3 separate regions of the Homo sapiens genome follow, and regions 2 and 3 are each linked to region 1. A link is a loop called in an ENCODE intact Hi-C map of the cell type or tissue named here. Cell type or tissue: dorsolateral prefrontal cortex. All regions are shown on one strand.

Region 1 (8,000 bases):
ACAGCAGGGCCTGGGAGTGCAGTGTGAGCGCTGGCAGTGTGGACGAAATCCCGGTTAAGCGCCAAGGACAGAACTGAGCGGGGTGGTGGTGGGGAGGGGGAATAAAGTGGATGTTCACTCCACACAGAGCTTTGGGCTCTTAGCAGCAGTTATTTCAGCAGCATCAGTCACCTCTAAAGAAAGGACTCATTCATTCATTCAGACTGTGTGCAGAGTCGAGTGTGTGCCAGGCACCACACCAGGCATTAGGGACCTAGCAGTGCACAAACACAGAGACGCCCCAACTCCTTGAGTCTTCCGGGAAAGGGGGAGGGTGAAGCCGAGAATGGTCACCAACACACTAATAAGATGCCCAAATAATCATTTAATTACAGTTGGCAATTAAGATCAGGAAACAAAGAGGAAACTGGTGGGAAACTGCTAGGAATAGATACGTTTTATCCACATAAAAATGTGCTGGCTGGATGGTGAAGTGGCCTGCCAGCCTTGGACTGAGCATTTTGCATGGGGACCTCATTCCTTCCTACAACTGCCCTGGTAGGTGAGAGCTACTGTGGTCTCCACTTTTGAGATGAAGGCAACTTCAAGAGGTGAGCACTCTTGCCCAGGTTACAAGCCAGCACGTGGAAGAGCTGGGCCACAGCCAATGCTCTTGGCCCAGGGTCTCTCCAAGTGGGTCTTCAACACCTCCCACTCCAAGTCCCCAGGGGCTGTCCTGACACACTGAGTACTGGCCCCATGGGAAGGTTTCTGAATCCTTGCCCCCAACCATGCCTTGGGCCCCTTCCGAGTCTGGGTGAGTGAACACCTGAGACAGTTCAGTTCCATTGGAAGGAAGCCTGCAGCTGACCCAGCCACGGCAGGTGCAGAAATGGTGGGGATGGGCAGGAAGGGATAGAGCCCAGAGACTGGCTATAGGTGGGGGGGAGGAGAAAGATCACACCAGAGGTCTCCAGCTGTCTGTCATTTGCCAACCATCCCTATGATTTTTAGCCTTCCCTATTTAAAACCTATCCTTCCATCCCTTAAGATTTGTCTTTAAATCAACTCTTTGCACTTAAACATATTTTTTCTTTTCTCTCTCTCTCTCTTTTTTTTTTTTTTTTGAAAGAGTTTTGCTCTGTTTTCCAGGCTGGAGTGCAGTGGCTATTCACGGGGGCAATCATAGTGCACTACAGCCTCAAACTCCTGGGCTCAAACAATCATCCCACCTCAGCCTTCCTAGTACTTGGGAGTACAGTGTGCACCTCCACACCGGGCCGACATGCATGTTAAAGGAAGCCTTCAATAGGACTGATGGAGCACAGCCTCGCTGGCTGGCATTGGTGGGGGGGACCACGGCACTAACTCAATACCTGAGTCCACTCTTGGCCTGAGCTGTCTCCTGTGTGGTTAAAAAGGGCCCAAGGGTGAGAGAGGAGTTCAGCCAGGCAGGCACCGAATAGAGACATCCTCCTTAATGTTACCATAAGGACAAAGAATGGAAGGAACTTTCTATCTAAGCCAATGTTCCTGCCTTGTCCGTGCACCACCAAAAATTATCCCTAGTCCCTTCAGATGGTCTACACAGCAGCACCCATTCACCTACTCCACCAAACTGTGTATGGATGAGGGTTAAAAACATATAAAAGGATAAGACTTGGCATTTGAGCTCAGGAGCCCACATGGAGTGGGGAAGCAGAAGATGAGATGCAACCAAGTTTTATTTCTTAGAAGTATATATTTTAGCAAAGCACTGTGGTTTGTTAAAGGTAGGTAGAGCTGGAGCTTTTCCTTATATTATTCTTTGGCTTTGAGATGTTCCATACTAAAAATAGTTTTAAATTTAAAAAAAGTTAGCAATCCCACCTCTACTGACCAATAGAAGATAATAAGGTCTCCGGGTAAATTGCCTGCCGGAGAGACTTTGGACTTCAAAGTCGGTCATCTCCAGACCATGACTGGCTTGAGCCCTGTGAGGATCTGGTCCCCAAGGTGTGTGAAAGGCACCTGTTTGGAGGAGGGTTTCCAGCCTTGAGGGCCCACAACAGGTTTTTGTGAAAGTCACCAATTGTCCCTCCTGAACAAGATCCCTGGCAAGGGGTGGATTTGGAAGGCCATTGCAGAAACCCTATTGGAATGAACAAAGCTTCATAATGGCCAAAAAATTACGAACAACCTAAATGTCCATGGACTGATAAATGGGTAAATAAAATGTGGTCCATCCTAACTGTAGGATAATATGCAGCCATGAAAAGGAGGGACGTACTGACATGTGCCACAATCACATGCAGATGAACCTGGAAAACATTATGCAAGTAAAAGAAGCCAGTGGCAGAAGGCCACGTGCCACATGAACCCAGTTATATGCAATGTCCATCCAATCAGAAAGCAGATCTGTGGACGCCGAGGATGGGGAGTGGGAGAAGAGAGGGGCTGACTGCTAATGGGTACCGTTTCTTTTTTGAGTTCTAGAAATGTTCTTAATGTTCTAAAATTAGATTATGGTGATGGTTTCATAACTCTGTAAATATACTAAAAACCACTGAATTTTATACTTTAAATGCGTGAACTTAATGATATGTAAATTCTTTCAATAAAGCTTTAAAAAAAAAAAAAAAGCATGTAGAGGCACTAGGCTGAGCTTTGAATTTGGAGGATTGGGTTCTGCCTCTTGCCCTGGTGGGCATAATCAACACTGAAACCCTCCCTGTCTCCACCCAGATTCTAGATCAGATAGAAGCTCATCGAAGGACCCCCCTTCTGCCCCTTGATCTCCTTGATCCGAAAACCCAAAGCCATTTCCTGACTCAGGGCAGCCCCGATAACCCAACACTGCTCCCTGAAGAACCACAAAGATGGGACAGAGTCAGTCCAAATTGCCCAAGTCCCTTTCAAAACTCACAAAACCGCAAAGGCAAAGGCAGTTTCCTCTGCCCAGGGGCAGCCAGGGAGCACATCACTGCAAAGGTGGCTCAGGGATGGCAGAACCCCTCCAACACACAGCGCATGTATGAGGCACCCCTGCTCATTAGGGAGTGGTGAGGAATGGTACCCCAAGACCAATTCCACCCCCACACACCTCCCAAGTTGGTCTCATTCTTAAAGCAGGTACAGACCAATGGATGCATCCAACCATCCAATATTTCCTAAGAATCTATTCTGTGCCCAAACAGTCACTTTGCCAGGAATACCACCATGAATGAGACATGATTGCACATTGGCTTTGTGGAGCTTGAGGTCTAGCACAGAAGACAAGATTGACTAATATGAATCAAAGGATCAATTAATTTCAATGAGTACAGAGTGCAGCATGCCTCATCTGGAGCAGAGAGGGAGCCTGGTTTGAAGAAGTGATGCTCTGGAAGTGCAAGGGCAAATGGAAGCCAACTGGACATGCAAGGGAGGAAGGGCGCCCCGGGCAGAGGGAACAGCCTGAGCGAAGACCATGAGGTGGGAGCAGCATGGAGCCCTGAAGTCCCTGCAAAGAGGCCAGAGCAAGGATCTGCAGCCACAAAGAGGGGATGACCCAGACCATGCAACATCTCATGGACCTCAGGAAGAGCCTGATTTTGTTCCAAGGATGGTGGAAAGCCACTGAGGCAGTGGTGGGTCTCCAGAGCATCCTTCTGGCTGCTGTCAGAGAAGGGACATGTGGGGCAAGGGAGGAAGCAGCAGGATGGACCAGGAGGCTGGAAATCATCCTGGTGAGTGGTAGCAGCAGCCTGGCCCAGCAGGAATAGGCAGAGGCACCCAGCAGGCTGGACTCGGTGTTCTCTGAAGGTGGCTCCCACAGGTTTGTGATGGATGAGCTACGGGGGACTAGAGAGAGAAGTCAAGGATACCTCCAGGGTTTGTTTTGTTTTGTTTTGTTTTGTTTTCTAGTTAACTATTTATGAGGGGGGTAGAATTGAGGTTACCAGCAAATCTGATACTGACAACAGGGTGGGTGTGATGCTATCTCCTGGGTGGGGAGGATCAGATCAGGGAGGGAGGAGGCAGCAAAGAGGAGGAGCCCCGTTTGACAAGCAGCCTTTGGGGTGATGTGGAAGAGTCTGCTGCCCATCACAATGGGGTTGTAAACTGAAACCAACCACTGGCCTGAGGCTACTTCTTGCGGGCACTTAGACGGTTAGCTCAATTCCGCCGTCTTCTTATGCTACCAACTGCTCTCCTAAGGCCCTGGGAGCCTTGAAGTTCCCTGGGGAGCTGATGGGCCAAGGACCTGGATGGTGGCAATGTCGGCTTCACAGGCACGGGGATTTTTGTTGTGTTTGTTCACCCAAGAATGTGCCTGGGAGGTCGTAGTCTCCCAGTACATACATATCCATTGATGAATAAATGAATGAATGTGCACGGCGGAGCCTAGCCAGGCAACTGCCCTGCTCCAGGAGTGAAGGCTCAGCCTCCCCACGGCCAAGCTGGCTCCGGGCTTTGTGGGACTGAGGGGCTCATGCTCCCTCTGCTGCCTCAGTCCCCCAGGACAATCTAGTTTCTTCTCTGGGGCTCCAGGGAACTCTTCTTCATGCTTAATGTAAAAATAACTCATTCAGCAAACTTCAAATGCTTAAGAAGAACTGCTCAAGCCACGATCTCAGGCTAAACTCATAGGGAACCATCTAAAGAGAAACAAGAAGGCAAAACACCAGTGTGGGAGTTCCAGGACCCAAGGAAAGATGAAGGCAAAACCACCACTCTGACACAGGCCAGGTTCGTCAGGTGGGCAGCCGCGCCCTCTGCTGGTCACCTGGAAAAACAACACCTGAAGTAGTGGCGGGTGGGAATGGTCCTTGGACCTGGCTTGACGACGTAGCCTTGAACTTCACTTCCTGCACCTTTGACCACATCCCTGAGGGACTCTCTACCTAGAGCTGTGACCAGAGACTACCCAGAGTGGTGCTCAATGCAATGCCAACCAAGGCTTTTTAAAAACAACACACCCAGCTCTTCCAGAACCAAATCCCTGATTTCACCATTCATGGCCTCTGCCCTGAAAGGCACTGGTAGCTAGAGTCGCCCTGAAAAAATGTGGTGTGGGCATCCCATGGCTTCCTGGAGATATGCCTAGCCCTCCTTGGGGTCAAGTCCACTCAAGCTGTCTAGGGCAGGAGCCACAGACCCAGGCACAAGATCAGGTCCCAACATTTTCTGACTGTGTGGCCCCGCTGAGCCTCCGTGTGTAAGTGAGAAGAAGATAACCTACCTTACAGGGTGTGGGCATTTGACACAGCACACAGAAGCCCTCAATACGCTTTCACCATTAGCAGAACAAAAAGTTCCTTGAGAGAGACCACCTGCCCTTTGATATTCTCCTTCCGTGCCCCCAGCACATCCAGGTGACTGGGAGAGGGGCCTATCTATGAGGCAGCAGAGATAGAAGACAGAACCCAGAGCAGAGAAACACAACCCGGGGCAGGGAGGCTTTCGACAGGGAAGGCAGAAAGCAGCCCCACTGGCCCCTGCACTCTTGTGTCATGGGCCACTGACCCATCTTGTATGTTGTCAGCACAAAGCTATAGACCTCCAGGTGACTTTTCCTCCATCCTGGGTCCCCCCACACAGTGACAGATACTGCATGCTCCGACTCTAGCTAATGAAAGGAGAGGAACAGGCTTCTGGGGCCTCTGGGAAAGATTGCTGATAGACAGAGAGAGCCACTTACAGAAAAAGCATTTGTCACCATTGCAGGTGCAGTTTGCAGTCCTGACTGCATTCCTGCTTCCTGCTCTGGAGTGCCTGTGGGGCCTGGAACAGCAGCAGCCAGCCTGTGACCCTGCAGCAACACACAGGAGGATGAAACGCTAACAGCAGAGAAAGACCTTGCACCTGTCTCCCTCCTGATCTCTTATAAAGGGACCAAACATCCTGCTGGCATAGGCCTCTGATAGTAGGGTTTTCATTTACTTAACACTTAGCTCTTACCATGTGCCAGCCATTGTTCTAAAAACTTTACAATGATTGCCATGGCTAAGGCTGAAACTACCCAAATCAGGTAGAACTGTGATTTTCCCATTTAGCCAATGAGGAAAATGAGAGGCAAAGTTCTTAAGTACTTGCCCCAGGTCACAAACCTGCAAAGCCAGGACTGGATCCCATGTCCTCAGCTCCAGAGCTCAGGCTGTTATTGCATCATATATACCCCAACTCACACAGGCAGGAACCTCATGCTTTTGTTGGGTCCCCCGAAAAGTCACTGACTTGATGATGATGATAAAGGAGGAGGAAGTATGAAAGGAAGAGGAGGAGGTAACAAGATTAATGCTGACAGCACTTTTATAGAGCCTAGAGCTTACCAAGGACCTCACATGCATTGATTTATAATCTTGTGAGGTTGGAATAATCATCCTCTTTCTTACAAACAATGAAGTTGAGGCTCAGACAGGGTATCTAACAAGGGTTACCAACAGGACAGAAAAGGGCTCCTACATTCTTTCCATAATACCAGCTCCAGCTCATCCCTCTGGCCTCCCCAACCCACCAAAATCTCTACCAGCAACCCCGGCTTACAAAGCAGACATTTGCTCAACAAACATGCACCAAACACTGACTCCATGCCAGGCCCTGTCCTGTGTGCTGTCAGGCACGGGATGGCTTGGCCCAGTCTGCATGGTGAGGGGGTAAGCCGTGTCCAACACCATCACAGCATGGAGAGGTAGTAGTGTATGAAGCCACTGGCCAGGCTGGGAAGCTCAGGGAAGCTCCAGGAAATGGCCTTTCACTGGTGCCTGCACGTGACCTATATTTGTTGAGTACCTGCTATGCACCAGGCACTGGCAATCCAGCAGTACACAAAACAGATGCAAAAATACACCACCGCCCTGCTGAGCAGAGCTTGGAAGGACACAGAGGAATTTGCTGAGCAGACACACAAGCTATGCATGCCAATGTCCAGAGGTGTTACACGCAGAATAACTCATCCAAATCAAAGATAGTTATCAGACAATAAAATGTTTTTGAAATTTTTAACCTAAGAATTTGAGCAGGCATTAAATTGAGCTACATTCACAAAATGAAATACCATACAACAGTGAAATTAACCAGACAAAAACCTGGGTAGGTATCACAATATTCTGTTAAAGAAGACTGTGTTCTATCTTATTCCATTTACAGAAGGTTCAGTACCAGGGCCAGGCATGGTGGCTCATGCCTATAAACCCAGCACTCTGGGAGGCCAAGGTGGACAGATCTCTTGAGGTCCGAAGTTCAAGACCAGCCTGGTCAACATGGTGAAAGCCTGTCTCTACTAAAAATATACACACACAAAAATTAGCCAGGCATGATGCTGTGTGCCTGTAGTAATTTACTTGGGAGACTGAGCCAGGAGAATCGCTTGAATCTAGGAGGTGGAGGTTGCAGTGATCCAAGATCATGCCACTGCACTCCAGCCTGGGCAACAGAGTGAGCTCTGTCCGAAAAAAGAAAACAAAGAAAAATAAAAACCAGACAACACTACTTGATGATGTTAGACTGCAGAGAATAGCTACCCATGGAGGAGGGGTTTTGTTAAGAGAGGACACGAGGCGGCTTTGGGATCCAGGTTATATTCTGCTTCTTGAACTGCGTTCTGCCTACAGAGGTGTGTTCACTTGGTGAAAATTCATCAAGATGAACGTTTATGGTATGTGCACTTTTCAACAGGTATCTTACAATTAAGAGTAAAAAAATAAAAGTAAAGAAGAAAGGCAGAGCAGACTTCAGAGCAAGAGAAGCTACCAGGGACAACAAAGGGCATTACATAACGATAAAGGAGTCAATTCTCCAAAAAGACATAATAATCCTTAACGCGTACACACCTAATGACAGACGTCAAAATACATGAGGTAAAAATTGACAGAACTTCAAAGAAAAAAATGGATGAATGCATGATTAAAGTTGGTGACCGCAATACCCGTCTATCAGAAACGAACAGACCCATCAAGCAGAAAATCAGTAACGACAGAGTTGAACTCAACAGCACCATCAATCAACTGGATGTAACAGACATCTATAAACCACTTCCTCCAACAACAGTAGAATACCCA
Region 2 (8,000 bases), 150 kb before region 1:
ACCTGGTGCTTTCCGTCTCTTGAAGCTCGGCTGCTGCAGCCTCTGAGGGTCTGGCCCTTCACTTGCCATCCCTGGGTTTGCACCTTAATGCTGAGGGGCTCAGCACTTGGAGAGCAAAATAAATGGCTCAGTTACCCAACTGCAGGATGGCAGGGCCCTCGGCCAGCAAGTCACAGTCACGTCACTGAGATGCACGTTACAGCCCCATGCACAAAGCCTCCACATAGCCCTGCAGGACTCCTCTCAATCTCTACAGCAGTTCCTGGAGGCCCGGTGCAGAGGGCAGTGTGACCTGCACATGTCGACACAGCCACGAGGTGGCCGTTTGGGGATGCTAGCCTACGCTGACCTCCTTCCACACACGTCCCATCCTGGCAGTGGAAGGAGGAGGCAACATTTACTTCAGGGTCAGGGTCCATAGGACCTGGTCAGTCCCGATTCCTACCTGCCATCCCTGTGTCCTTCAACAGTGTCCCTTTCACTCCTAAAAGTGTCCTGTTTGGACAAACAGTATACAGTCACCCCATCATGCGTCCCACCACCTGCAAACGGTGTTTTGTGCCCAAATAGCAAATTCCTCTGGATCTCAATTTCCTTATCTATAAAATGGGGATAATATTTCTGCTTGCTTCATGGCAACATAGTGAGAATTAACGGAGCTAGGGTATGGAATGTGTCTGGCATAAGGTAGGCACTTTACATGTGCTTTCTGTCATTGTTGTTGGTGATGGTTTCTGACAACGAGAAGAGGAGGGTGACAAGAGTGATCTGGCCCCTTGGTCTGCACCTTTGGGCCCATCTGCTAACAGCAGGCTTAGGACAGAACCGTTTCTCCCTCCAGAGTCCTCACCACACCCAGGACTCATGCCAGACCCATTTCCTGCCTGGGACCCTGGAAGAGATTTGAGCTTGTCATCGCTGCTGATCATATTCCCTCTGCCGCACACGTCTCCTCCGGGGAGAATGAAAAGGTCAGCCATGCCAGAAGTCTGGAGATTTAGGGCTGGACGATCTCATCCATGCAGCCGCGTCAGTTGCCCAGAGGTCCAGGCGAGGCTGGCAGGCTCTTCCCATAAGGCGCAGATGGCCATTGTGACGGGCTCTGTGGGCCACGTGCTGTATCCCCCGTGCTGCAACCCTTGATTTTTTTTTTTTAATTTTTATGAAAGTCTTTTCTATTTAAAAAGCATTCTTAGCTCAAAGACCACATAAAAACAGGTCCTGAGCCACATTTGACCCTTGGCTATAACAGCCCACCAACCCAGATACAAGCCAAGAGAGCTCACCGAGTAGACAAAATTAGAGGTCACAAAGCTGAAAACTGAAACCAGCCCCTTCTCGTGACCGACTTACTCGCATTTGACGTGCAACCGTGACAGCACAGCTTACCCAGCCCCTGGCAACACACAGGGAATGTGAGAGCTGGCGTAGGGGAGCACAGGGCTCTGCCAGCTTGAGCTTCACACCTACCCTATGTGACAGGCAAGGCTGCCACCCACCACTTGCAGTTATGGACACCAAACCTTAGAATGCACAGGTCTTTTGCTGCCATGACTGTCACTGCTGTTAATAATAAGGATGCCTCCATCGTCATCATCAAAATCATCACAACTGCCACTATAAAAAGGTCAGAACATAGAACCTGGAAGGCCCAGAGGTCTCCAGACTCAGAAAAGCACCATGCCCCTCCACAGTCTTTGAACCTTCCCCTGCTTTCTTGCAGGTTTTCTGCAAGGACTTCTTGCAGGACTTCTCTGGGCTGCGGTCAGAGCTCCAGCTCATAATCATGTTCAGTGAAAAGTTTCAGTTCCCAAAATAGCCCTGGTGGCAGGGCCGTTGCTAAGAAACGCTGGTTGGGGAGGGGTTGGGGGAGCGGTGGGAGCCCAGGCCCTGCTCCTCTCGCTGGAAGGCCAGCCTCCGCCCGGCCACTCTCCTTCTGAGGGCTGCAGAGGGGAGCGCGGGGCAGTGCACCTGAGCAGCCACAGTGAGAGGGAACGTGTTGCAGACATGCACACACACTCACAGATGCACACGCAGGCACACACGTGTGTCGTGGCACATGTGCACAGTGCAAGCACAGGTGGGTGCACACAGGTGCACGTGCATGTGTGTGCACACGTGCAGACATGTGTCCCCCGGCGTTCCTACCACATGGAAACCAGATAGACTTGATTTGTCACTGTCCAATTCCCTGAGGAAAGAATGCCTAGTCAATCTCAAGTCACTGAACACAGCACAGAGTAATAAACTCTCTTCTTTTATACCCAATGACGGGGTAGGAAATTCCTTAAATTATTTAAGAAAATGCCAAGTCAACGCATACAGGGAGATGGAGGAAAGTCATTCAGAACATAAACAGTGTCTAGCACAGAGAAACGTGGGCTGGGGACCAGGGCAAGGGGGCTGGGGAAGGGGACCCCTTGTACCAGAGATTTGGTCTGGCCTCACTTAGTCACGGATATCCGAGACGAGGGTGGAAGGAGCACTGAAGAGATCAGAGGGGTCCCCTCTGCCCTCCCCAGGGCACAACGGGCTCCACTGCACACATCTAGTCATGTAATAACGCCACCAGCAGGGTCCTTCCTAGGTCCAAGCTGGCGACTAGAGTCACAGGAACGAGAGGGGAGGGGGTCACAGTGGTTCATAAAACAGACCATCGATCATAAAGTAACACCCCAGAGGGAGCAAACTCATGCCCTGGATGCTGCCTCACCCCCGGGAGCTGGCGGGCTCTCTTCTGCTGGCCCTGCCCAGAGTCCGGCTCACTCCACCAGGCTGCCCACCTGCTTCAGGGCAAGCTCCAGGGTGTCCAATGTGTATGTACATGTGTGTGTGCATACATGCGCGTGTGCAGGGCAGAGGGCAATCCTGGGGTTTGTCCTGGCCAAGGAAGTTCAAATGTGAGTTTCGAGGGGGCTCAAATGAGGCTCTGGAGTCCCTGACAATCCACTCCCACAGCCTCACAGGGCCTGTCCTGCATGAAGTCCCGTCCACCTTGCAGGGAGGCTCATGAGCCTGGCCGGCCACAGGAGGGCGCCCCCGGCTGCAGATTCGTCCCTGCCAGCAGTGGAAGGCGGTGGCTGAAGCCGGTTCCTTAACCCTGAAGCCGGTTCCTTAACCCCAAAGCCAGGAAAGCGCCTCTGCTCCTCACCCTGGAGAGTCCTCACATCCACAGCAGAGGCGGCGGCACTGCGTGCCTACCCCAGAGCAACAGCCCTCAAGCCTGATCCTCCCCTGAGCCGGAGAGGGCAGGTGCACAGCCACCGCCAACAATTCCAGTCATCCTGCAAGAGGACCCGGTGACCCAGCACCAGGAGGATTAGGGACAGACAGGGTCTGACCTCAGGTCGACCCAGTGAGAAAAGACATTTTTGAAGCTAGTGCAGGACGGAAACTGCGGTGCAGGGAAGGATTTAGCCGGGAGCCTGTGGCCAAGCATCTGCGTGGATCCCGTTATTACAGCACGTTGATTACAGGTTGATTACAGGTGGCACACAGTAAAGGATTCAAGCAGCACAGAAGAGTCGACTGCGAAAAGCAAGTCCAAGTCCCCTCCCAGAGCAACCCCTGCTGCCCGGTCCCTGATATTTCCCTGCAGAGACACTCGGGCTCCTCGCAGATCCCACCCACTCGCACTGTGGCCGCCCCAGGCTCCCGCAGCAGCGTGGTCATGCCTCTGCCACCCCAGCCGGTGTGTGGGCAGGGAAGACGGGAGGCGTCTTGACCCAAGCCCCTCTCCCTTTCCTGCTTCCTCCTTCCTCCTTTCCTCCAACCCAACCCACCATCTCAAGGTCCCTTCCACCGCGGGGACTTGTGCTTGCTGCTCCTGTGGGCTGGAAGTCACTCCCCGCTTCCTTCTGTCTCTTGGCTTTTCAACCTTCCTGCATCAAAGTCGGAATCAGCTGTGGAGGATGAGGAAGCACTGCTGCCTGGGTCCCACGCCCAGCGCATCTAATTTAACTGCTGCCTGAGCGGTGGAGGGTTATTAAATCTCTCCAGGTGATCCTAATATGCAACAGACTCTGAGAACCAGCCTAGGTCCTCCTGCCCACCTTTGGACCTGACTCAAACATCTCCCGGCCCCCCGAGAACCAGGTCAGGTCCTGTCTCATGATCTTAGGGTGCTGCATCCTTCACTGCACTCACTGTGGTCGTGAGTTGCCGGCTTTTTGTGGGATTACCTAATGGCCCCACTGGATGTGCGTTCAGAACAGTATTTTGCTCACCTGTGTCCTCAGCAGCTAGCACAGACCCTGACACAGAGTGGGCCCTCAATAAAATGTCATGGCATCAATTTAGGAGTGCATTTTCCCTCTCAAGGAAAGAGACTGTGTTTCAGGCCACTCTAGTCCCTGGTCCACAATCATTTAGCAAGAGAGAGAGTATGGAAGGTAGAGATGAGCAAACCACAATGTGGGGACCAATCCAGCTCCCCCACCTGGATTTGACATCTTTAAATGGTTGACAAAAGAAAAAAAAATCAAAAGAAAAATAATAGTTTGTGGCACATGAAAATTATATAAAATTCAAAGGCCAGTGGCCATAAATAAAGTTTTCTTGGGACACAGCCATGCCCTCTCATGCATGTTTTGTCTCCGGCTGCCTTTGCGCTACAAAAGCAGAGACAAGTAGTTGCAACAGAGACTGCACGTCCCCCTGAAATATGCACTATCTGACCCTCTCCAGAAAAGGTTTGCCGACCCTGATCTAAAGTGATTCTGTAAGCCTGCGGGTGTGTGATGTCGCCGTCAGAGGCACGGAAGCCAGAGACCAGGCTCCCACGGCAGCAGGGTGAGAGCCACACTGTCAGCCTGGCCGCGGCCAAGCATTCGTCTCCAGCCTCTGCTATGACTTCATCAGACAAAGTCATCTTGCAAAAATTCAGAGTGGAAAAAAGCCAACGCTCCTAGAAGTTTTCCCCTTTAATTAGTCAAACTATAGCTTCATTTTTGAGAGGAACCAAATCTATATACTTACTCTTTACTCAACAAAAGTAGTGTTTTTTTTAGAATAGATGAGAAAAGGCCTTAGCATTGTTTTCATCTTCCTTTCTCCTTCCCTAAGATCCAAAGGTATGCTTGTTGGCAACATATTCAAAATGCCGGAGTTTGACACTTTTTTGTCCCATCCCAGTGAAAATCCTCCAGATTTCTAGCTCAGCAACCGCATTCCGCCAAATCCGAGCGTCACGACGGCGTTAACCATCTGAGTGCCACGGGACTTGACACCAAGCTTTCCTCGCACATGTAAGGTTTTATTATCACTATGAAGCAATTTCCCATGTAGATTTCCCCTAAAAATAGCATCATCAAAATACTTCACTCTTCGAGTCTAAAGAGAGGAAACAATGACAAAAGCCTGGGCCCACAATCGGGTTTGTGTGCTGACAGGCCCGGCTGCATAAAATCTGGATTCGTTTATTTCATGAGCTTCCTTCCTAATTCCTGATATTTGGGCCAAATTACAAAGACACTAGTAATATTTTAAGGCTGAAGTGGGGAGAGAGGAATTCAATATATCCATGCAAGCCTCAGGAAACTGGCTATGCATGGCCAGATTCCTCAAATCAGCAGGCCAGAGCTTGGTCCAGCTCCAGAGAGTCTTCCAGAGGCAGTGAGGTGTTGTGAAACCTCCTAACCAAGATTTAGCCTCTCAGGGAACCGGAAGGCACCAAGGGCTAGTGTCAGCATCTAAGTCCTGGGCCTCACACCTCCAGGAATCCATCACAAAGAGAAAGACTTGGGAATTAAAGAACTCTGTTCAGTTAATTGCATGAGTGATAATAACTGGCCTTTCTGAAAGATGGAAACAAAGATGATTATGTAGACCCCACTGAGATTAAGCTCTCTAGACCAGAGACCAAGAGATCAGGATTTGTTCTGTGTCTCTGCTCTCAGGCTGCAATGACTTGGGGCAGTCACCACCCAGACCCTCCCACGCCTCGTCTGCAAGTGGGATAGCCGCTGCCTCTCTCCCCAGGGATGCTGGGAAGACCAATGAGACAGGGCGTGCACAATATCCCACCCCGCCCCAGCATGTCCTGAATGCTTCCTACATGGTGGTAGGGGGAGTAGGTAATAGTGGAATTAAAAATAATTTGCCCAAATGGAGGACTGAAATGTGAATATGAAAAAAAAATTAATGCTGAAAAAACCACTGCTACCACTTTAAAGGAATTGGGATAAACCACCAGATTCATGCACACCCAGCTCTGTTAGACATTCCCCAGAGAGGAGTGGTGCCATGAGGGGGAGCTCTTCAGCTCAGTAATGGGGTCTCCCGTGCCCCTGGGGGCTGGACCAATGGAATGGCTCCTGACATGGGGTGTCTCTCCAACCTTGCAGGCTTCATCTGAACACGGCCCTCCTTGGATTCTACACTGTTTCTGATGGGCTTCCTGGGCTCATGTGAGACTTTCCATTCTGCATTCCCAGCACCGTGCCCTTCCAAGCCAGGGACGGGTCCCACTTACCCTGCTCCATCATCTCCAGCAGCCCCTTCTTGATGAGCTCCTCTCGGCCTTGCCTGCCGGCCATCTTCTTCTCCAGCGCTGCCCAACACACAAACACACAGGTGAGTCTCAGGCAAAGGTGTCACTGGGCCCTGTCCAAGCCACAGCCAATGCCAGGCTCAAGTTTACAGACCAAAAACACTGAGCTAGCAGGCGCCTCGGGGTTAGGGGGCCTAGTCCACTGGCGAGGCCCAACTTTCTTACCAAGAGTGCTGCTAAGCAATGTGCATAAACCACAGCTAAAGAGCAGTGCACGCAGTAGATATTCTACAGCGATCATTTCTGTGATTTATCTGGAAAGCCCCTGCACATATAACGCCCCTCTCTAAGCTAGCTCTCACCAGCCATTCCTGCCCTTCACCAAATGTTCCCTAAATTACCAACCAAGGAAAGTGCCCTCCCTCTGCCGCCAACACCCCGGGCTCCTTTCCGTGGTTCCTGTTCGCCTTTGCGAAGTGCCTCCTGGCCGCTCTTAACATCCACTCACAGATGAGATTCTCCTGTGCGGCTCTCCCACTAGAGCTTCTTCCAATAAACCCAGGTTAAAAGCTTCCAGTCTACCAGATGGACAGGAAGGGAGGAGGCCAGCCCCCAGTCCCCTTCCACCAAGCCTAATTTGCCAAATCTTTGTCAATTCCGCCTTCAGAATAGCCCTTTCTGCCTCCCCTTCCCGGAGCAAAACACTCTTGAGCGACGGCCACCACCTTGTCCCATTCTCCCTTCTTTCACAGGCAGGCCTCGGGCTGCTCCACAATCATCTTCTTCCTTCCGTCAGGAAAACTGTTTGCCTACAGGTGAGCCCCAATTTCCAAATACAAGACTACATAACCACCTCAACCCTTTCTTTGAAAGATGCAGCTTTGCAAGGGCTGTTTCCACTGCTGTGATGATTTCCCCGCCTTTCCCAATGAACCAATTACATCTCAGCTCAATGCAGCCTCCTCACCTGGGTCTTCTCCGACCACTGGGCCCAAAGCAGTGCCCGCCCTGCTCATTTCCACCCCAGGGCCTGCTCCGTGATCCTGCCATTAACCCTGGATCACAGAGAGTCCATCAGTGTTCTGTGTGTGCAGGGGGCCCTGCCAGCTGCCGGGGAACAGACAGAGTCAGCCCACCTGGCTTAGCTTAATGTCTAGTTGGGGAGGCAGATGACAAACAGGCACTGGCAATGGAATTATTTCACTTACTCAAAAGCATTTCCTGAGCACCTGCTATGTGCCAAGTGCTGAGCTGGGTGCTGGGGAGTCACGGAGGGCAGAAGCCCTGCAGCCTTCACAGGTGGGGCTCCACTGGGGGAACAGGCCATGGTGATCAGGTGTTCAATCTATGGAAACCCCTTACACATTTACTGAGCACCTACTGTGTGCCAGGCACCATGTCAGGCACAGGAGATTCTGCCATGAGCAAGACAGGCACAGCCTCTGCCTGATGCCAGCACAGGTGGGAGGACAGATGGCAAGTGTCTAGAAGTGGGCGAGGAGGAATAAGT
Region 3 (8,000 bases), 230 kb before region 1:
AGAGTTACACAGAATCCACTTGGTACAGCAGTGTCTGCAAGGGTCTTGGAGAAGGAATTAGGTAAAGGAAGAGAAATCATCAGGAAATTGGAGTTGTCTGGGGTCTCCCCTTAGAGCTGGGCACCCAGCATTAGCTCGCTTCTGAATGTATCTGAGTCTCTGTAAACAGGGAATGGTAAGAGAACCCAACAGCCTCTGTGTGTGAATAATGGTGGGGCAGACCACCATAGGAAAAGCAGGAACAAGCCAGATTCCTGGCCCCCATGCTGCCCACAGAAGGGCTCGGAAGCAGGAAGGAGATGGGATGGAGGGGGAAGGCACACAGGCACTTTTAGAGCAATAGAAATGAAAAATCCCTGAAGCCCAGCAAGAGTGAGCGCACCATGAGTCTTTTACCCATGAAAAGGTACTTCCTTTGCACAGCTCCTCTGGCTAAGAGGGAGAGGCTGTGTATAGGAATGGGATCTTGGGAAGTAAAACGTGGAGTCCTAATAAGTAAGCAACAATGAGGAAGGGGTCCTAGGTGGGGGAGAAGAATTGTTCTGAGAGCCAGCTAATCACAGACAACCCACTGGCATGACATCCTATTTCCAAACACCTTGTTCCACTCGAAGACCCAGCAGTACTATCTTATCTGCACATAAGCCCCTCTGGCACAACCCTATAAAACTTCCCTCCAGCGCCTGCCTCTTTCCAGCAGCCCCTTCTCTACTGTGCTGCCCATTGCACCCTTGCAACGGATCTTCATACTTTCTCTAATAAATTTGCCTTTCTTTACCTATAACTGCCTTGGTAAACTCTTTCACTGTCCGCGATGCTGGCCCCAGCCATTTGTATTTTGTGTGTGGCTCAAGACAATTCTTGAGCCAGCTGCCCAGCCAGGAACACCCATAGGGACACCTGAGGAGTGAGGCTGTGCATTTCCTCAAATCTGAGAAGTACCCCAAATGTCCCTGGAGGCTAGTGTCCACTGGCATGGCCCCCGAACAAGGCTTCCCCCCGCCCTTTGTTGGAACCTTGTCTTTCTCATCCAAAATGAGAATTAGTACCAGACCCTCTTAATGAGCATTAAATGAGATAATGCACAAAAATGTTTGTGACAATGCATGCTTGGGATATAGTAATTTCTCAAGAAAACCCAACCTGTGACTTGCCAGCTGATCGCGGACCATGTTCCCAGAAAAGCATTTCATCCAACTGGTACACCTCAGGAAAGCGTGGACATCAAGCCAGCAAAAACTGTGCAATTGGTCCCAAGGCACAGAGGCAGTCTGGTAGTGGTCCAATCGCTCACTGCAGGGCTTCATCTAGCTGCCAAGCTTCTCACTGAATGTCAACAGGGTACCCCTGAATGGTCTAGAATATGCAGTCCTCTGGGTAGACACAGCCCCGGAGGCACAGGGTTGTAAACAGAGCAAAAGGGTGCTCAGGCCAGGACCCCACTGGCTTGTCACCAACCTGCCTCTCTACTTACAGAGTGCCAGGACCCCACACCTGGAAGGGTGGATGCAGAACCCTAGACAGTGCTGTGGGCCCCAAGACCCTCCCTGTGGTTCTCACCAGTGGAGGGGATTGAGGTGAGCAAGAAGACCCCTGACTGCCAGGTGAGGGTGCTAAGCAGGGTCTTAGGGTGGTTCTGCCAACCCAACAAGGCCAGGCCACCGTTCAGACTAGGCTCTAATCTGCACATGAATGGCTTCCCAGAAGGTGACACTTTAGTTGGGATCCAGAGGATGATTGGGGATCGCTAGGTGAGGAGAGGACATGTGCAAAGGTCCTGAGGTGGGGTCGTTTAGATCGCATGGAGGTGTGTGTGCACCGAGGCTGAGCAGGGGCAGGACCCACACAGCCTGGCATCGCTGGAGAGAGAGTCTGGATTCACTCCTGGAACCCCAGAGCGGCACTGAAGGATTTAAAGCAGACCTGGGTGAGATGGGGTGTGGGCGTGCCAGGACTAGATTTGCATTTGCAAACACTCTCCGGACTCTTCCAGATTTCTGTCCAACAGAGATGGAGATGAACCCACTACCAAGAGATACGGACCTGCCCAGACCCCCACCAGATACCAAGGACAAAGTGTGCTGCAGGCCTGTGAGGGCCCCCTGAAGTGTTCAAGACTTGGGGAAGAAGTTGGCCACAGAGCAAAAACACCCCACACTCCAAATTAATACTTGTTACCCTAAGTATACATAAAAGATACCCTTTTGTCCACCTGCTACCTGAAGCTATGCTAACTCTTCATGCAGAGTTGGGGCTTCCAAAAGGAAAAATGGTGACGAGCCTGATGCCAAGGACAGACAATTACTTTGCCAACATTACAGGCGAGACCCTTGAGGCTCAGAGAGAGGAATGTGATCAGCAGCTACTACAGCTGGAATCAGAACCCACAGCCAGTTCCAGATGCTGGGAGGGCTGAGGCAGGGAGGAACACCGGCAACACCAGCTGGCAGGAACTAGCCAGCAGGGACACAGCTGGGATGAGGCCCAGGAAGCATTCTCCCAGCACAGAGAGTCAGGCCCAGGCAGAGGCATGCATCACAGGCCACCACCCCTGCCCCACAGTGTGCTGACCCCTGCCCTGACACACAGTCGCCACTCAGGCCAGGGTGGCCCAGGAAATTTTCTAGGCAGAACCATGGCCAGGAAAAGGGCAGTCAGGTTGAACGAGTCATGAAGCTCTGTGAGAGCAGACCCCCAGAGCCGGCGCAGGCAAGGGGAGCAGCCTGTGTCGAGGAGCAAAGGAATGGGCGCCGGTTCCTCTCCCTCACTACATAGCCTGCTTGGACCTGGCTGGGGCAGGGATGCCGCCAGGGCTTCCTGGGCTTTGAGCTTCAGTATCAAGTTGCTCTCCGAGGAGCCGCTAGAGACGTGGCCGGAGCATAGCTGGGCTTTGGAAGCTGCAGAAGGCCCTGCAGAGGGGTGGGGCGGGGTAGGTGGGGGTGTAGAACCCCTGTGGGATTCCCCAAACCTCCCCACCCTCTGCAGCTGCTTGAGACTCCTGATTCAGAAATGGGGCTGCTGGTGACGTCCTGGTGCCGCCTGGAGCTGGGGAAGCCACAGTCTATTTCTGACTCTCCCCACTGAGAAAGCCTGAGTGTGGCAGTTAATTAAAGCATCGCGTGGGTGTGGGAGCAACACTAAGAAAAGAAACCCCAGGGACAGAGAGCAGCATCTGCCGGTCTCCCTACCTGGTCCCTGCTTGTGCACACACGAGAGGTGGGGATGACAGGGAGGCCGGAAGGACCAGGCTGGGCTGGGGAGCCAGGAAGAGGCTGGGCAGGCCCTGGAATGCAGACAGGAATTAAAGGTATCGAGCACAACACACCCTGGAAAAGGATGTCTGTATGTTCAAGTGTGGATGTGAGTCATTTCTGGGGGCCAAGGGGGCACCAGCCAAACAGGTGACCCCACAGGCACTTCCTGGTTCCGAGTGCCTCTCACACGACAGATCTGTAGCAGTCACCTACGACACACCTGGCCCTGTGCTGTGAGTAGCACAGAGGAGACAGGGAGCAGGGGACAAACAATGGGGAGGAAGGGGCCTAGAGGTGGAGCTGATGAGACCGCCGACAGCCTGGACAGTCAGGACGCCTGGAGAGGCTCCAGGAGTCATGATGCCACTGTGCCACCCACATTTCCAGGTCTGTGGAGGCTGTCAACTGTCTATTCCACAGTCAGCACTGGTGCCCCAGCACTGGCACAGAGCTAGGATTCCAGTTCCAGCTCTGACCCCTGCCAGCTGGGTGATGGCGTCACGCCCTCCCTTACTTGAGCCTCTGATTCCCCAGGTGAACACCTGCCAACAAAACCCACAGGGATGCTGGGAGAGTCGAGAACACTAAATACAGGAGGAGGTTGACACACAAATAGGTGGCATCATTACTACTATAGCACTGATATTATTCACCTGGCGTGCTGAGCCCAGGTCTCTTCCACCTTCAGCCAGCAGAGCTGCAGGCTCCATCCTGCCCAGCGCCTCCTTGCAGGCCTGGATCCCCAAGAATCACTCCTCCTTCAGACACTCACAGCCTCCTCCATCAGACGGATGCTCACACCCTCTTTCAACATCTGCTCATTCACACCTCCATCAGATGTTCACATCTTCCTCCATCAGATGCCCACACATTCCTCCATCAGACACTCACACCCTCTTCATCACTCATGCTCTCTCCATCAGACATTCACACCGTCTCCATCAGACACACCCTCCTCCATCAAATACTCACACCTTCTTTCATCATCTACTCACACTGTCCATCACTCACTTGCTTCCATCAGACACTCATACCCTCTTCTATCAGACACTCATACCCTCTTCCATCAGACACTCACGCCCTCTTCTATCAGACACTCATACCCTCTTCCATCAGACACGCACACCCTCTTCCACCAGACACGCACATGCTCCTGTCTGTCATAGCCTCTTTCATCAGACACCCCCTCTTCTCCCATCAGACGCCGTCTCAGTGCCAAGTTTGTACCAGTTTCTGAATCGTCCTCTGCACACACTGCTCAGCTGACTGCCTTCCTGCATGATGAGCACAGCAGCAGGGGCTGCAGGTAATTTCAGGAAGTGGAAGGACACGGGGTCAGGAGAAGCATAGTTCCAGCTCCCCAAGCTTTGCTTCCCCAATGAAGCCCCACCCAGCCAGGCTGCCCCACTAAACGCACATCCCCCAAATCTTGATCTCACCCCAGCACAGATGTCACAGAAAAGGTTTGAATCAACATCTAAAGTCACCTCAGTGTGGAGCAGAAATTGAGAAGCAATTCCTTCCATACAAGGCAGAATGCCTTCCTAGAGAGAACAGACAGCTCGACACCCACAGGGGACGCCCGGGCTATTTTGGGAGGCTCCTTTCTGGGAATGCCAATCCTGCCCCACAGCCGCCTTGAGTCACTGAGAAAAGCTGGCGGCCCCCGCCTGGAGATGGGATTCCCCAGCGAGGCAGCGTCTCCACACACCATTCACACGACGCATTGATGCATCCTCAGACATCTGATGGTGAATGGGGCAGATGTCTCGTCTGCTTGCCCCCAGGCGCACACCATCTGGGTGCACGGATGACAGGCACATTGACCCTATGTCTCAGAGCGTCAGAGCAATGTGGGTGTGTCTGGAGAGAAGTTCAGGAAGAGAAGAGGACTCTCCAGGCCATAAGATGAGGCCTGGATGATGAAAGAAACCGCCCAGGGAAAGACCTGGGATGGGCATCCAGGCAGAGGGGATGGAGTGTGTCCACACTAGGAAACAGCAAGCAGGGATGTTCTGCCGACTGAGGGCTCAGCTGAGAGGTGCTGGCTGCTGGTCCACATGCCTGGGGCAAGCCCCATCTCAGCAGCCAGCAGTCCTGACTTCTGGGATGCCGGGGAGGATGTGACTCCAGGCACTCTGAGTCCAAAGCCGACCTTTTCACACCCTGTTCCCCACCTCCTCACACCTGCTCCGTGCCCAGCATCCTGGGCTCAGGGGCTGGCTCCAGCCACCACCCAGGCACACACCAGACCCCTGGGAGAACTGGCTCCTCTTACTCCCTACGTCCAACACCCCAGGAAGCTCCAAGTCTGCTGGGTTCTGCTTGCATCCATCCATCCGTCCATCCATCCATCTGCCTCTCTCCATCCCCAAGGCCACTTCCCTGATCCAGGCCACAAGCCTCAGCCCTGGATGATGGAGACTTCCACACTGTCCACCTCCCTGCCCACAGCAGCATAACTCTAACTCCTACTCCCACGATGAGCTCAAGCCCGGGTTCCCACCATCCTCAGGACAAACTCCAAGGCCCTCAGCAAAGCCTTTCAGTTTACGGTGACCCCTCCAGCAGCCCCTCCTACTCCCACCCCTCCCAAAACTCCATGCCGGGTGATGGCCCCACGTCGAGCTGCATTTACCAATAAGTGGCTGTTCACACTGTCCCTGTCCGGCAAAGATGTCCTTCTCCTCACACGGGTCCGCAGCCCCACTGTACCCCACACACCCCCATTATTACAATTGTTCTGTCTTGTCCCTTTTCCTCCAAATCCCTGACACGCATAACCAAAAAAACAACATAACACCCTATCTGCAATATAAAGGAGGAAAAAGGAAATTAAGTTTTAATCAAATAACACATATTCCGATAGGTAAGTAAGTGCCAGGCATGGCTGGATTGGGTGACACAGCACACAATGCCAATGCTGCCGCTACAGAAAAATCACCATCACAGTGCCAGCCACCAATGCAGACAGACCCACAGCTGCCACACTGGTCACTCCATGCCCTGAGAGACACTAGTGGAGGAATGCTTCTTGGTGAAGCTCTGGACAAAGCAAGGTTCCCTCCCCAATCTGTGGGAGAGGTTTCTGGCATTTTGCATTCCAGGAGACGCCACCTGTAATACAGCTCCACCAAAATACCTCCTGTGTGTGTCCACAATGCACTTGGGATGAGGCTCAGGTCATCATAAACAGGCTTCGGACTCTCATGAGTGTCCCAGGGACATTCAGAAGTCAAGTGGAATGGGGGGCCAGTCTTCATTGCTAAGGGAGTGCCCCATGGCTGCAGAACACCTGCCTCCCGGGACCATCCTGAAAATACAGCAGGAGCTCCAGTTGCTGTGACAATCCACAGAGCTGCCCTGAGTTTCCAAAAGGCAACAGAACGGCTGGCCTGCCTCCTGTGTCCTGAGGGCATAGGAGGCAGGGCAACTTCAACTCCACCAGGAAGCCCCGCCAAGCTTGGTGCAGTGGGGGGCTTCTGATGTCGGGAAGGTGTCCCATGCCTCTTGTGCCCACAGTGACAAGCCTTCAGGCCAAAGGCTCCTGCCTACTCTGTCCTCCCAACCCCACCCTGCAGGAGAAATATGTCCCCTGGAGCCTGGGCTCCCTCCCAGGGCAGCACAGAAAAGAACTCCAGGTACGTGGAGTTGGCCTCCCAGACTCTCCAGTGTCTCTTGTCCTCCACCTCCTGGGTGCAGCCAGTCTCCTCTCTGCACCTCCATGGTCTCACCTGGTGAGACTGAAAGGAGAGAGCCGTATGTGAGGGGGCTAGCCAGGCCGCTGTGCCCTGGGCTCCGCAAGCTGCACACCGCACTGTCTCCATCACTGTTGCTATTTCTGTTTTGTCAGCCTGGCTCTGTGGCCCACCCTAAGCCAAAAAGGGACTCTAGACTGCCCTGCCCAGGGTTGGGTTAGTGCCCCTGGGATACAGATGAGATGAGTCCTTCACCCTCTGCACCAGGAACAGCCCCAGTGGTGGTGGGGAGGGGTCTCGCCTCCAATCAGCCTCCTGGAGCCGGGTGTTCCAAGGGCTCAGGTGAGGCACCAAGATCACGTGCACCCCCGCCCATGAAGGCCAGCTGGTCACCAGCACCAGTCTCTCCGGATGGTTCCCGGGCTGCCCTGAGAGGCTTCCCCAACCCCACCGTGAACATGCCCCTTCTACCTCCTCTTCCAGGTGCTAAAGACAGCAACATGGACACCAAGGGACATCCAGGTCACCTTCCATCTGGGGACTCTCAGAGGTACTGAGGAATCACCTGGTGCCTGAGAACTATGGGAGGGAAGGAGGGAGGGAAGGAGAGAAGGGAGGGGAGCAGGGAGAGGGAAGGATTCAAATCCTCCGGAGGAAAACCAGGCCCTTGACTTTCAGGACCAAACTCGCATCTACCTGTAGAGAGGCACTTTCTGTTCTCACAGTCAAGGTAACGCAGAGAATGTCATTCACAGTGACACCCAGCCCTGCCAATGCTACTTTTGAAAGGAGGAAAGTGGAGTGAGGAAGAAAGGCCAAGAACATGTGTGCAAAGAGGAGGGAGAGACGCACCCTGCAGGGAAGGACGTGAGAGAGGGAAGCAGAGACAGCAGGCGTAACAGGCAGGGCCAGGACTGTGTGTGCAGAGCAGGCATGAGAGACAGGGCAGGGACAGAGTGTGTGGGAGAGTGGGTATGAGAGGCAGAGTGAGGACAGTGTGTACAGAGAGAGCAGGTGTGAGAGGCAGGGCCAGGAGGGTGTGTGCAGA

The links. Hi-C counts contacts between places; a loop is a spot of excess contacts. Peaks named below come from ENCODE experiments on the same cell type or tissue, not always from the same donor. Only the 100,000 strongest peaks of a DNase experiment are listed, where the experiment ranks them.
Region 2: it touches region 1 in a loop (8-fold over the local background); 70 of 110 quality-filtered maps call a loop at or near these places.
Region 3: a loop joins it to region 1, with 2.2 times the contacts of the local background. A loop is called at or near these places in 10 of 110 quality-filtered maps.

Annotation. Positions count from the first base shown.
Region 1 is chr20:59,595,546-59,603,545 of GRCh38, reverse strand. It overlaps a transcript of PHACTR3 not described here. Among named protein-coding and RNA genes, the nearest start is that of PHACTR3, 5.0 kb to the left of the region's middle. In dorsolateral prefrontal cortex, CTCF peaks have their summits at 4,516 and 4,716 (motif pointing left); DNase peaks (open chromatin) are centred at 240 and 4,715; H3K4me3 peaks cover 80 bases; H3K27ac peaks cover 3,908 bases.
Region 2 is chr20:59,746,308-59,754,307 of GRCh38, reverse strand. It overlaps PHACTR3 (phosphatase and actin regulator 3), which reads right to left. Exons shown (of 13, transcript NM_080672.5): 3 at 6,473-6,550. Among named protein-coding and RNA genes, the nearest start is that of PHACTR3-AS1, 120 kb to the right of the region's middle. RefSeq lists enhancers at 1,651-1,980, 3,203-3,704. In dorsolateral prefrontal cortex, CTCF peaks have their summits at 3,021 (motif pointing right) and 6,217; DNase peaks (open chromatin) are centred at 1,425, 1,861, 3,027 and 4,780; H3K4me3 peaks cover 1,233 bases; H3K27ac peaks cover 6,289 bases.
Region 3 is chr20:59,826,555-59,834,554 of GRCh38, reverse strand. All of the region lies in intron 8 of PHACTR3 (phosphatase and actin regulator 3), which reads right to left. Among named protein-coding and RNA genes, the nearest start is that of SYCP2, 100 kb to the left of the region's middle. In dorsolateral prefrontal cortex, no CTCF peak of the experiment used is centred here; DNase peaks (open chromatin) are centred at 2,634, 3,094 and 4,884; H3K27ac peaks cover 885 bases.